Regions from separate parts of the Homo sapiens genome. Here region 2 is linked to region 1. A link is a loop called in an ENCODE intact Hi-C map of the cell type or tissue named here. Cell type or tissue: PC-3. All regions are shown on one strand. Each heading gives the region's core, and the rest is flanking DNA. Links, peaks and the distances in the headings are about the cores only.

What was found. Hi-C counts contacts between places; a loop is a spot of excess contacts. Peaks named below come from ENCODE experiments on the same cell type or tissue, not always from the same donor. Only the 100,000 strongest peaks of a DNase experiment are listed, where the experiment ranks them.
Region 2: a loop joins it to region 1, with 3 times the contacts of the local background. A loop is called at or near these places in 3 of 110 quality-filtered maps.

Annotation. Positions count from the first base shown.
Region 1 is chr12:38,928,136-38,933,524 of GRCh38, reverse strand. No RefSeq gene overlaps it. Among named protein-coding and RNA genes, the nearest start is that of CPNE8-AS1, 25 kb to the right of the region's middle. In PC-3, for the core only: no CTCF peak of the experiment used is centred there; a DNase peak (open chromatin) is centred at 2,334; H3K4me3 peaks cover 745 bases; H3K27ac peaks cover 1,784 bases.
Region 2 is chr12:39,010,294-39,015,682 of GRCh38, reverse strand. No RefSeq gene overlaps it. Among named protein-coding and RNA genes, the nearest start is that of CPNE8-AS1, 110 kb to the right of the region's middle. In PC-3, for the core only: no CTCF peak of the experiment used is centred there; a DNase peak (open chromatin) is centred at 2,622.

The sequences.
Region 1 (5,389 bases), core at 234-5,233:
GTCCCAGGGGAAAACCCCACCAAACTAAAGCTAAGAAAAAGTTAACTCTCTTTCATCTATTCTATTACTCCTTCTTCTTTCCTCACTCTATTGCTGACCACCTCGTTATTAATGCAACCAAGTAAATTTTGCCTCAAACTATTACATTTAATGCTTGCCTTGTTATACCCTGTGGAGACTTCTCAAGTCAAAGACAGCTCTCCACTCAAAAAAGTACCTCTGTCCTTCCTGGCTCTACTCAGACTGGGCATTAGTAAATCGGGATCATTTAGCCTGGAGAGGTTTCGATGAAGACCCCAGTGTCAACTGGAAGTCTTGCCCCCCCGAGACAGAGCCTTTATGCTGCAACTGGTCCAATGTTCTGTGGACCACTAAAGAGCAAGGATGGACTGCCCCAACCAGTAGTTGTAATTTCCTAAAGCTATACATTTACTACTAAAAGAACAGCTTCCCCTAGCTGTCAGCTAAACCAGTACTATCCAATACAGGTTATTATCTCAAACCCTCAAAGTTCTTCCCCTTCTCTAAGCTGGCTCCCTTCTTTAAGCCGGTTTTATGGTATGGGGGCTGAGGCTTCAGGAACAGACTATCTGATCCTTTGAAATAAATACGCTTCATTGATCCCCCACCGCCTACACTTTCCCCTACGCCTTCTTCCAAAACCTCTCACAATGAAACTGTTTTTCCTCCTCCATGTAATGACAAGACCAAGGTAGCTATTGTAGAAGTTAAAGACCTAAAACAATCTTTGGCAATTGAGACAGGACATCAAGATGCTAATGCCTGGTTGGAATGGATCAAAGATTCCATCCGCACTTTAAACAAAAGCAGTTGTTATGCTTGTGTGCACGGCAGGCCAGAGGCCCAGATTCCCCTTTCCACTAGGATGTTCCTTCAGTCAATCAGGCATGGGCTGTATAGTAGCTCTTTTCCATGGTTCCACAGCTTGGGATAACAAGTCATGTCAAACTGTCTCTCTGCTATATCCCGAAGTTCAACACCCTGCGGGTCAGCCCCTGAGGGCCATTGAACTTCCATCTCCAGAAACTAAGTTCACTTCGGGTCTCTCATGACAAGGAGGAAACTTTGTGTTCCTTGGAGACCTAAAAGGATGCAGTGCGCTTAAGACTTTCCAAGAGCTTACCAATCAGTCAGCCCTTATTCACCCCTGAGCAGATGTATGGTGGTATCGTGGCAGACCTCTACTGGACACTCTACCAAGTAACTGCAGTGGCACTTGTGCTCTAGTCCAATTGGCTATCCCTTTCACCCTGGCATTTCATCAACCAGGAAAAGGAAAAACAACATTGTAAAGCAAAGGAAGCTTCTTATGAGTCTTTTGACTCCCACGTTTATTTAGATGCAACTGGAGTCCCACGAGGAGTACTAGATAAATTTAAAGCTCGAGATCAAATAGCTACAGAATCTGAGTCAATATTTTCGTGGGTGACAATAAAAACATAGATTGGATAAATTATATCTATTATAATCAGCAGAGGTTTATTAAATACACCAGGGATGCTGTTAAAGGGATAGCCCAACAATTGGGGTTGACTAGCCAGATGGTCTGGGAAAGCAGAATGGCTCTAGATATGATACTAGCTGAAAAAGGTGGTGTTTGTGTTATGATTAAACTCAGCATTGTACCTTTATCCCAAACAACACTGCCTCCGCAGTAACAAGGGCCTTACAAGGACTTACCGCTTTAATCCAATGAATTAGCTAAAAATTCTGGAGTCGACAACACTTTCTCAGGATGGCTAGAAAGGTGGCTTGGTAAACGGAAAAGAATCATAGCCTCAATTCTTACTTCTCTTGCAGCCGTAACAGGTGTACTCGTTCTTGTTGGGTGTTGTGTCATACCGTGCATCCGTGGGCTGGTGCAAAGACTTACAGAAACAGCACTTACTAAAACCTCCCTTAACTCTCCTCCACCTTATTCAGATAAGCTTTTCTTTTATGGATCAAGTCAAGCAGCAAAACCAAGATATGTTAAAAAGGTTTGAAGAGGAAAGACTATGAAAATTGAAAGGGGGAAGATTGTAGGATACAGTAAAATTCCTCTTCAAAGGTTTTAGCCTGTTAACTTACTTTAAAATCCAAGAGAGGAAAATCGTTAAGTACAATGAGTTCTGAGTTCCTCTTCAAACAGCCAATATGTCAGTATGTTCGGCTTCCCTGTTCTTTGTTCTCCATTTTAAAGTTTAACTTTCTCATTCTTTACATTTGCCCCTAGTTTCAGTAAACAACCCCCTCCTAGCCTCTATCACCTGCTCTGTCCTTAGTCATCCTTAGTCACCTCCTCTGTAACCATTCGAAACTATTCACCCTGCCACTCCGGCTCATATCCCTGCTCTATTTAAAATAGCCAACCAGAATTAGCTTAGACTGTGCAGTCTAACCCTAGACAATAGGGGAAAGACACAGCAGTAGCGACTAGCTGCATTAGGACAAGAACCCCTTTCCCTGCCTTGTCTGGTGTGCTCTTGCCATTACTCCATCTGTGAGACACACTCTTCTATAGAAGGAAATTGCTTTGCTGAGAAAACTTTTGCCTGAGTGCTATTTTCACTTGGTGGCACTGAACATTTACTTCCAACACAGGGATTATTTTTTTCCAACTTGATTGCTAATTCTCTTAATAGCATTTATTAAATAAATGATCTTTTCCATATTGATTTGAATTGTCAATTTTAACATAAACTATTTTCATTAAGACAGATTTTTTCAAATGAATTATTTTGCCAACACAGTATTTTTTGTTGGCTTTAATTAGCAGAGCCTTCATAAACATTAACATTTATTATTGGTACGTATCATAAACATAAGATAATAATATAAATAATAGACTTTTTATGAATAATTTTCATAAGGCTTAGGTATTCATGCATGTTTCCTCTTCTTTGTGAAATTTAGAATCCCAAATCCCTGCTGGTATTTTACTAAAATTTCAATGGATTCGTAATTTCAAAAATTGCATTTTAATTTATTGGCAAAAGTAAAATGTATCTATTTAGTTGGGGCTTCTTTTACACCTTTCAGCCAAATTTGATAGTTTTATTCCCATAGCTATTAGATGGTTCTCACCATGTTCCTTCTACTTCTGGGAAAAGAAAATGTATAAGATGAGCCTAAAACATGTTTTCAGACCAGAAAGCAAAGAAGCTGTCAAAGACTACTGGAGTTACGTCAAAAAGAACTCAGTAGACAAGTCGAATAAACATCTAGTCAAAAGATGAGAAAAAGTGGTTACAATAAATCCAGTATCTTCAGCAGATTGAACTGAGACTGTTTCAATCCCTATGTATGCAGTGACATGCACAAAATTACTTGTTAACTTTGGAGATTGCTAAGGAACTCATTATTTGAAAAAACAGGCAAATAAAGAGTAAAAATCAAGCATTTATCATACCTTTCGTATCTAAACTGTACAACAGGTGACCAAATATTTGAAATAGGAATGTTTCAATCTATTTATTTATTTATATGCTTCTGATAACAAAAAATTATTGCCATTTTGAAAAATTTTGTTAATTAAATGCATTGGGTAATGTAGTAAATGCTCAAGGAATGATAACTATTACGATGATTACCATGCAGGTAAATCTTTTGGATGTTTGGAGTTGGAGTAGTTGTAATCAATGGTTGCTAACATAACGTAACAGGCATTATGTACACCCTAATGAAAATCTACAATATCACTTATCAGGACTCTTACCATAAAAATGAAAAATGAAAATGAATCTGATCAAGCCATTAGATCCAACTATGAATACTTTAACAGATAAAGCAGAGATGCATTTAATGAAACGAACACTGTGAAAAACTCTATAAGACAAAAAACCCAATTCTTTCAATAGCAACAACTCCCCTCCTCCTGAAAAAAAATCACAAGAAAAAATACAAAGGGAAAACTATAGAATACAAGAGACTTAAGAGGCTTATCAAACAACTAGAACACCTGTTTTGTTCACTGATTCCAACAAACTAAAGAAAAAACAAGACAATGGTTATATGTGACCTAACTGTAAATAAGACGATATATTAAAATTATTGTTACTTTTTTTTTTTTTTTGAGACAGGGTCTCACTCTGTCACCCAGACTGGAGTGCAGTGGCACGATCTTGGCACACTGCAGCCTCTGCCTCTGGGGTTCAGGTGATTCTCCTGCCTCAGTCTCCTGAGTAGCAGGAGTGTAGCATTATGCTTGGCTACTTTTGTATTTTCAGAAGAGATGGGATTTCACCATGTTACCCAGACTGGTCTGGAATTCCTGACCTCAAGTGATCCACCCACTTTTGCCTCCCAAAGTGCTGGGATTACAGACATGAGCCACAGCGCCCAGCCGATGTTATTTTTTAAATGATATAATGAAATTGAAGTTATTTTTTTAAACTGCATTCTGGGGGGATTCCTTTACTTCGTCTTGCATCTTAAGAATGTAATCTTTACTGATACTTATATTGCTATTAACTCAATTTGTTGTATTTTTTCTATTTTAACAATCACTTTTTATAGTTTCCTAAACTCCCTTTCCTAAAAATTCGTTAACGTTTTATGACTGTCATAGCTTTTAAAGATTTCTTTTCAGACATTATGTTTTAACGTATTTAAATATATTCTTCTGCTCATTCATTTTTTTCCCATGAACGTTGTTGAATGCTGGATGTTTTGCTGACTGAATGTAGTGATTCATCATGTTGACTTTCCCTCAATTTTTACAACTCTTCTTTACATTTTCATATTTTTCAATAAATGTAATATCTAAAGTATGACTGACATATATACACACACACACACACACACACACACACACACACACACACATATATATATAGGAATTACCTGGATAACGAGTATGGCAGGAAGAGTGATTAAAGTGAGAAAAAACTCAGAGCTAGAATGGAAGTGCACATTGCTTAGCATGGCTAAAATAAAATTGCTAAAGAGATGTGATTATAATACAATAGGCCAGAGAGTTAAAATAGAAAACAAAAACAAAAACATGTTGGGCAAGGCTTTTTGTGCCACATAGGACATTTTAGACTGGGTTCTAAAATCAATGGATAGCAATATCAAATTTGTGGCTTATAAAGACCAGTATGGGAGAGTGGTTTCCAAGGAAATAGAAAGCAGTTCCTTAAGAAAATTAGCTTTTGAGATAGAGGCTTTGTTTAATAGCTGGCTTCACAACTTATAAGCTTTGTATATTAGGGCAAGTTATGTTACCATACCTTTCTAAATTTCAGTGCCTTTCAAAAATTGTAACTAATAATACCTACCTCACAGTGTTGTTGAAAGAATTAAATTAGATAATCTTTCATTGCACTTACCATGATAATGTAGTAAATGCTCATGGAATGATAGCTATTATGATGATTATCATGTG
Region 2 (5,389 bases), core at 244-5,243, 82 kb before region 1:
TTATTTAAAAATATTTGTCCTTGGTGAAAAAGTGGAGTGTTCATCCACTTGTCTTTTTTCAGCTTTTTTTCCCTCCTAACACTTCAACTTCTATGAGCCCGTCAACATGCAGCCTCCATACCAACTTCGCCACGGAGCCTTCACTGGCACTCTTACTAGAAGTAACTCCTCTTTTCTTTTAGTACAACAAATAAGTATTTATTGAGCACCTACTCTGTGCCAGGAGGCATTAGGGATACACTTAGAAAAACTCTTACCTTCATGGAGCTGACATTTTAGTTGGAGATATAGAAAATAAACAAAATAAGTAAGTAAAACATAGAGTACGTTGGATGATTGTAACTGCCAAAAAGAAAAATTATCTAGGAGGTGGAGTAGGAAGTTTGAAAACTTAAACAAGATTGAAATTTAAATAGGGTGGTCAGAGAAGGTGATAATTGGTAACAAAGGCCAGAGGCTGGACCATGGATATATTTGAGGGAAGAGTATTCACGAAAGGAAAGAGCAAATACAAAAATTCAAAGCAGAACATGCCTGGCATTTTCTAGGAATGGCAAGAAAGCCAGTAGAGCTACAGCAGAGTACTCAGGGGTGACAACCGTAGAGGAAAAGGTCACAGAGATATAGAGGCAGCATTGCAGACCATTGCAAGATCTTTGGCTTTTGCTCTGAGTGAAATAGAAAACCACTGGTGGGTTTTAAGCAAAAGTTTTAAAAGGATCGCTCTGGTTGCTATATTGAGAATAGACTATAGGGAGCAAAAACAGTGTGAAGACAGAGGTGAATCCAGGTTTTGTTAAAGCTTTCTACAATTTGAACAACTCTGTTTAAGAAAAAATATTTAAAAATTACAAATGGAAAATTAGGCATACAATTATGGAGGAGGTCACGCAAAAAGCAGTCATGAAACTTCAACTTTATTAGCTTCCAGATAAATCCATTTCAGGTCCCTATTGAAAAGAGAGGCAAATTAAGTAGATGCTATTACAACAGTCCAGGCAAAAGAAAATGGTGGTGGCCTGAGATAGTGGCAACAGAGTGAATGACATGTGGTCAGATTCTGCATGTATTTTAAATATAGAATTAACAGGATTGGTTGACAGATTAGATGGTGAGCTTCAAGAAAAAGAAATTAAAAATGATGTATGTCCATAGCCACTGGAAAATTTGAATTGCCATTCACAGAACAGAAATGGGTGGTATCTATTCTTGTGCAATGACATTTATAGCTTTGTGAAACTGTTGCTAATTTGCCAGTGTATGCTACTCAAGACCAGGGACACAATGTTGTTTATTGCCATGCCTCATAGAGCTTCTAACTTACCATCTCACACATTTAGATAATCAAAATATATCTGTTGAATGAGTGATCTTTATCTGTTCTGTTACCTCAATGGGAAGTAAGAAAACTATGCCCATTATTACTCATTGAGTTTCTATTTTTATGTAAGGATATGAATGAACCAGCCAATTTTGGGACAGGCCAATACCCAAGATGTGAAGAGAATACTCTAAACTACCCACCCTATGTACCTGGTAAATACACTGAAAATGCCAAATGGTTTTGAAGCATTTTCACATCCTGTAAGGAAAAGTCTCCTTACTGCTGTCAGTTTGTCTTAGGAAAATATAAACTCAGCAATAAGTAGTTCATAGCTCACCAATCTAAAAATAATCCAGAAAACTCAGAATACCTATGTGTGCCTACTGTACTCCTTCAGTGGGAAGGCCTTGGAATGTCTGAGAATTGTGTCCTTACTTGTCTAGGGAGGAACCAGAGATTCTCTTCATAGACTGTCCTTCCAAGGAGGCAGGTTATGGTGTTGCAGCTGACTCTTAGATGACTGAATTCTTCCCTTTGGCTACAAGGTGTGTTCACTTTAGTTTCCATAATTTTTGCTATTTCTGTAACTAGTCTACAATAAAAAATGCTACAAGATGGAAAAGTCATGAAAATTTAATTGAGAAGTAGAGTTTTGCAGTCAGAGTAAAAGAGGCTTACCCTTGGCTGAAGATTTCAACTTTGAGTGATTATAGTCCTTCATTTACATTTCCTTTGCAATTACAGCCATTTTCATCTGCAGTGATTCAGTTCCCAGTGAAACCTTAAAAAAAAGAGAAAAGCAAAATACGATAAAATTCAGTTCAGAGAACTGGTGTTCCATAAAGTCCTGCTTACCTTCCTTGAATCCTGGAGACAAGGACCCCTCCTCCACATTTTACTTGTTAGGCAAAAGAAATGGTGTGAAATTATTATTTCCTCTTTTATCATTGTCTGAAATATCTAAATGAAAATATCAAGTAGGCAGCAAGATATGTAGGTCTAGAGAGAAGTCATATGGGCTTGAGATTAAAAAAAAAAACCCACTGGGAATTAGATGCATAAAAATGGCATCTAAACCCAAAGGGATGGATGATTCAATGTACTAAGAATGACAGAGTATTAAAAAGTAAAATCAACAAGTGGGCCTCCCAATTCTGAGTTCTAAGTGAACCTGCACCCCAACATTAAGACTTTGTATAGAATAAAATATACAGCTAGGAAAACCAAACTGATGCAATTGGATAGGGAGGAAGAATGGCAGGAATACATGACTCAGCTGAGAAGACTGCATAGTCATTTCTATCAGATGCTGCCAAATAGCAAATACAATGAGTGGAGACTGTGTGTAGAGTTCAGCAATATAAAGATTGACAATATTCGTTTCAATGGAGTAGTGGGAATGGATATCAAACTGAAGTCAGTTCAAAAGTGAAAGGAAGGTGAGAAAGTAGAGACAGAGGTTCTTATTGTTGCTGGAAGAAGAAAATGTGTACAGATGCATATAGATGGAAGGATTCAGTTTTTACAATTTTTCATCAGTGGGAGTGATATGGGGAATGCGATTGAATTTGGGGAGTAAGAAGTTTGAAGAGAGAATTCACTTTCAAAAAGTGAATTTTTGTAAGAAGCATAGCGGGATTCTCCGGTGGTATTGAGAATTCATTTGAGGTTTGCATTCTTGAAGCAAAGGATGAAGAAGAATAGAGAGAAGGAAATTTAGGTTTTTGGATTTGAAAATGTCAGTGTTGCTCTCTGAACTGTATTTGATCAAAATGTCAGGGAGTCCATGAAGTCACACGCAATAACTTCAGCAATAAGACACCCGTGTCCTATAGTACACAGTAGTATAGAAACATTTGCCCAGAAAGTCAGCTCACATTACACAGGAACATGACAACATGATACAGAGAATAAGCATGGGCATTAGTGTCACAATGGCTCCCAGTCCTGGCTCAAGCACTTCCTTTTCTTATGAATTCAGAAAAGGTCTTTCACTTCTTTTGACTGTAGAACAGGGAATATGAATACTATTTACAAGTTAAGGATTTAAAATATTATATGTCAGAGTGACTGACATACAGTAAGTGTACATAAGATAGCTACTACTGTATCTATTACAAACAATTTGGGAGGACTTACATGTAACTCCAAATACTTGGAAAAACACTGCAAATAAGCAACTAATATAGCCAATGATTATTATAACAATTTTCCATCATCTTCAGTCTTGAGAGTATGAAGACAATTGTCTATCAAAGCGAATCCTCATTTTTGCCTTGATTGGAATAATTATTTCACAAGTGATAGTCTAGTGCTTAGCTACCTTATTTCTGGTTCATATTCTTTTAAGGAACAAATCTATCACTATGTGAAACTTAGAAAAAAAAAGGAAAGAGGATGAATCAAAGAAGAAAGAGAATGTTAATGCCAATTTGGAACATGAAAGAAAGAAACAAGGCCAGTTAAGCTCCCAGATGCATTATTTCTAAAACAGATTTTTGTAAAAGGTTCTGAAGAAATCTGTTTGCAGTCAGGGTGAGTGTCACCAAGATACTGAGCCTAAAGACTATAAAGACCTGATGCAGCCTCCCATGAATATTCCTATTCCCCATGCTATTTTTAAACAATATTAAAATTTTTTTCTCTCTTTTACAATACAACCATCTAAGATTTTTACTGTTTTGTGTAATCTCTTTGACTGGTAACTGTTTCTGATTGTATAAAGTTAGGCATTTGAGATAATTAGGAGTTATATTCTGGTTAAAGTACAGGAGTTCTATAATTAACTGCTGGATTTCAGTGGGTAATTATCTAGATTTGTAAATTTTTTCTTCCTGGCTGAGCAGGCTGGCTCTATTATGACATAGTTAATGCTTAAAACGTTTTCTCAGAAGTGAAAGAATATGATGAGGTAGCTGCCTTCATCTACAGGGGGTAAGAAAATTATTACACAGTGTCTAGATTCCTGTGTCATGGTTTTACATGTACTACAAATGGCTTTAACATGAACTGAGCTAAGTATGTAGTTAAATTTAAACCATAACTGATACCCAAGGTAAGGTGACTCAGGTGTTCTTTACATACCAAAAAATCATGAAGCGTTTCATTAGACTTATTCCCAAATATGTAGATTTTGAGGTCAAATGTCAAGAGGCCCTACAGCTCTTTAGAAACATGTTCTCTTCTAAATTATAACAGGTTGGGGGAAAAGTTTATGGTAGAAACAGTAATGCTTGAAATGGACGAAATTCTCCCTTCTCCTCTTTCCAAGGAGACCAGCCCTTTGGCATCTTATGTGTCTTCAAAATGTATCATAAATTCAGCTTAAAGTGATACTAATGTCTCAATTTTATTGATACATATCCAAAAGAGAGGCAAACATTTCAAGGCAGCAAAACCAGTACTAGAATTAGATTTTCTTGTCTATTAGACTCTAATCCTTGCTACCGTGTTGAACAAAATGCAGTTTAAAAAGTCATAAAAGCTGAAATTCATGATTCCAAAGGAAAAAGCCAAGAAATAGAAAAATAAGGGGAGGACAGCTTCCAGTGTGAATCCCTACAATGGAACACGTTAAAAGTGGTATATGAAGAGATGTCTTTGAGTAGACTTGTTTAGGTCAAGCTTTTGTGATATGTACTGGTTATGTTTTGAGAGATATGATTTAACACTGGGAATCTTTGGATCTAGGTACAAAGGAGATACATGGATGAGAGGCTTTTGGAATTCTGCCACTCTTGTTTGAATATTAGGCACATGTCCAAGGCTCATGCTTTCCTAGCAGCACAGCTGCTGGAGGCATATCATCTCTAGCCACATACAGTACTTGACCTCTTCCACTGCAAGGTAAGAGTGGGTCTATTGAAAGACAAGTGTTTGACCAGAGGTTGCAAGTTCTGCTTCAGTGCTGCATGTTTTATAGATTTTAGCACAGAACATATCTTTTTTTTTTTCTATTTTTGAGGCAGGGTTTCACTCTGTCACACAGGCTAGAGTGCAATAGCATAATCATAGCTCACTGCAGCCTCGATCTCCTGGGCTCAAATAATCCTCCCACCTTAGCCT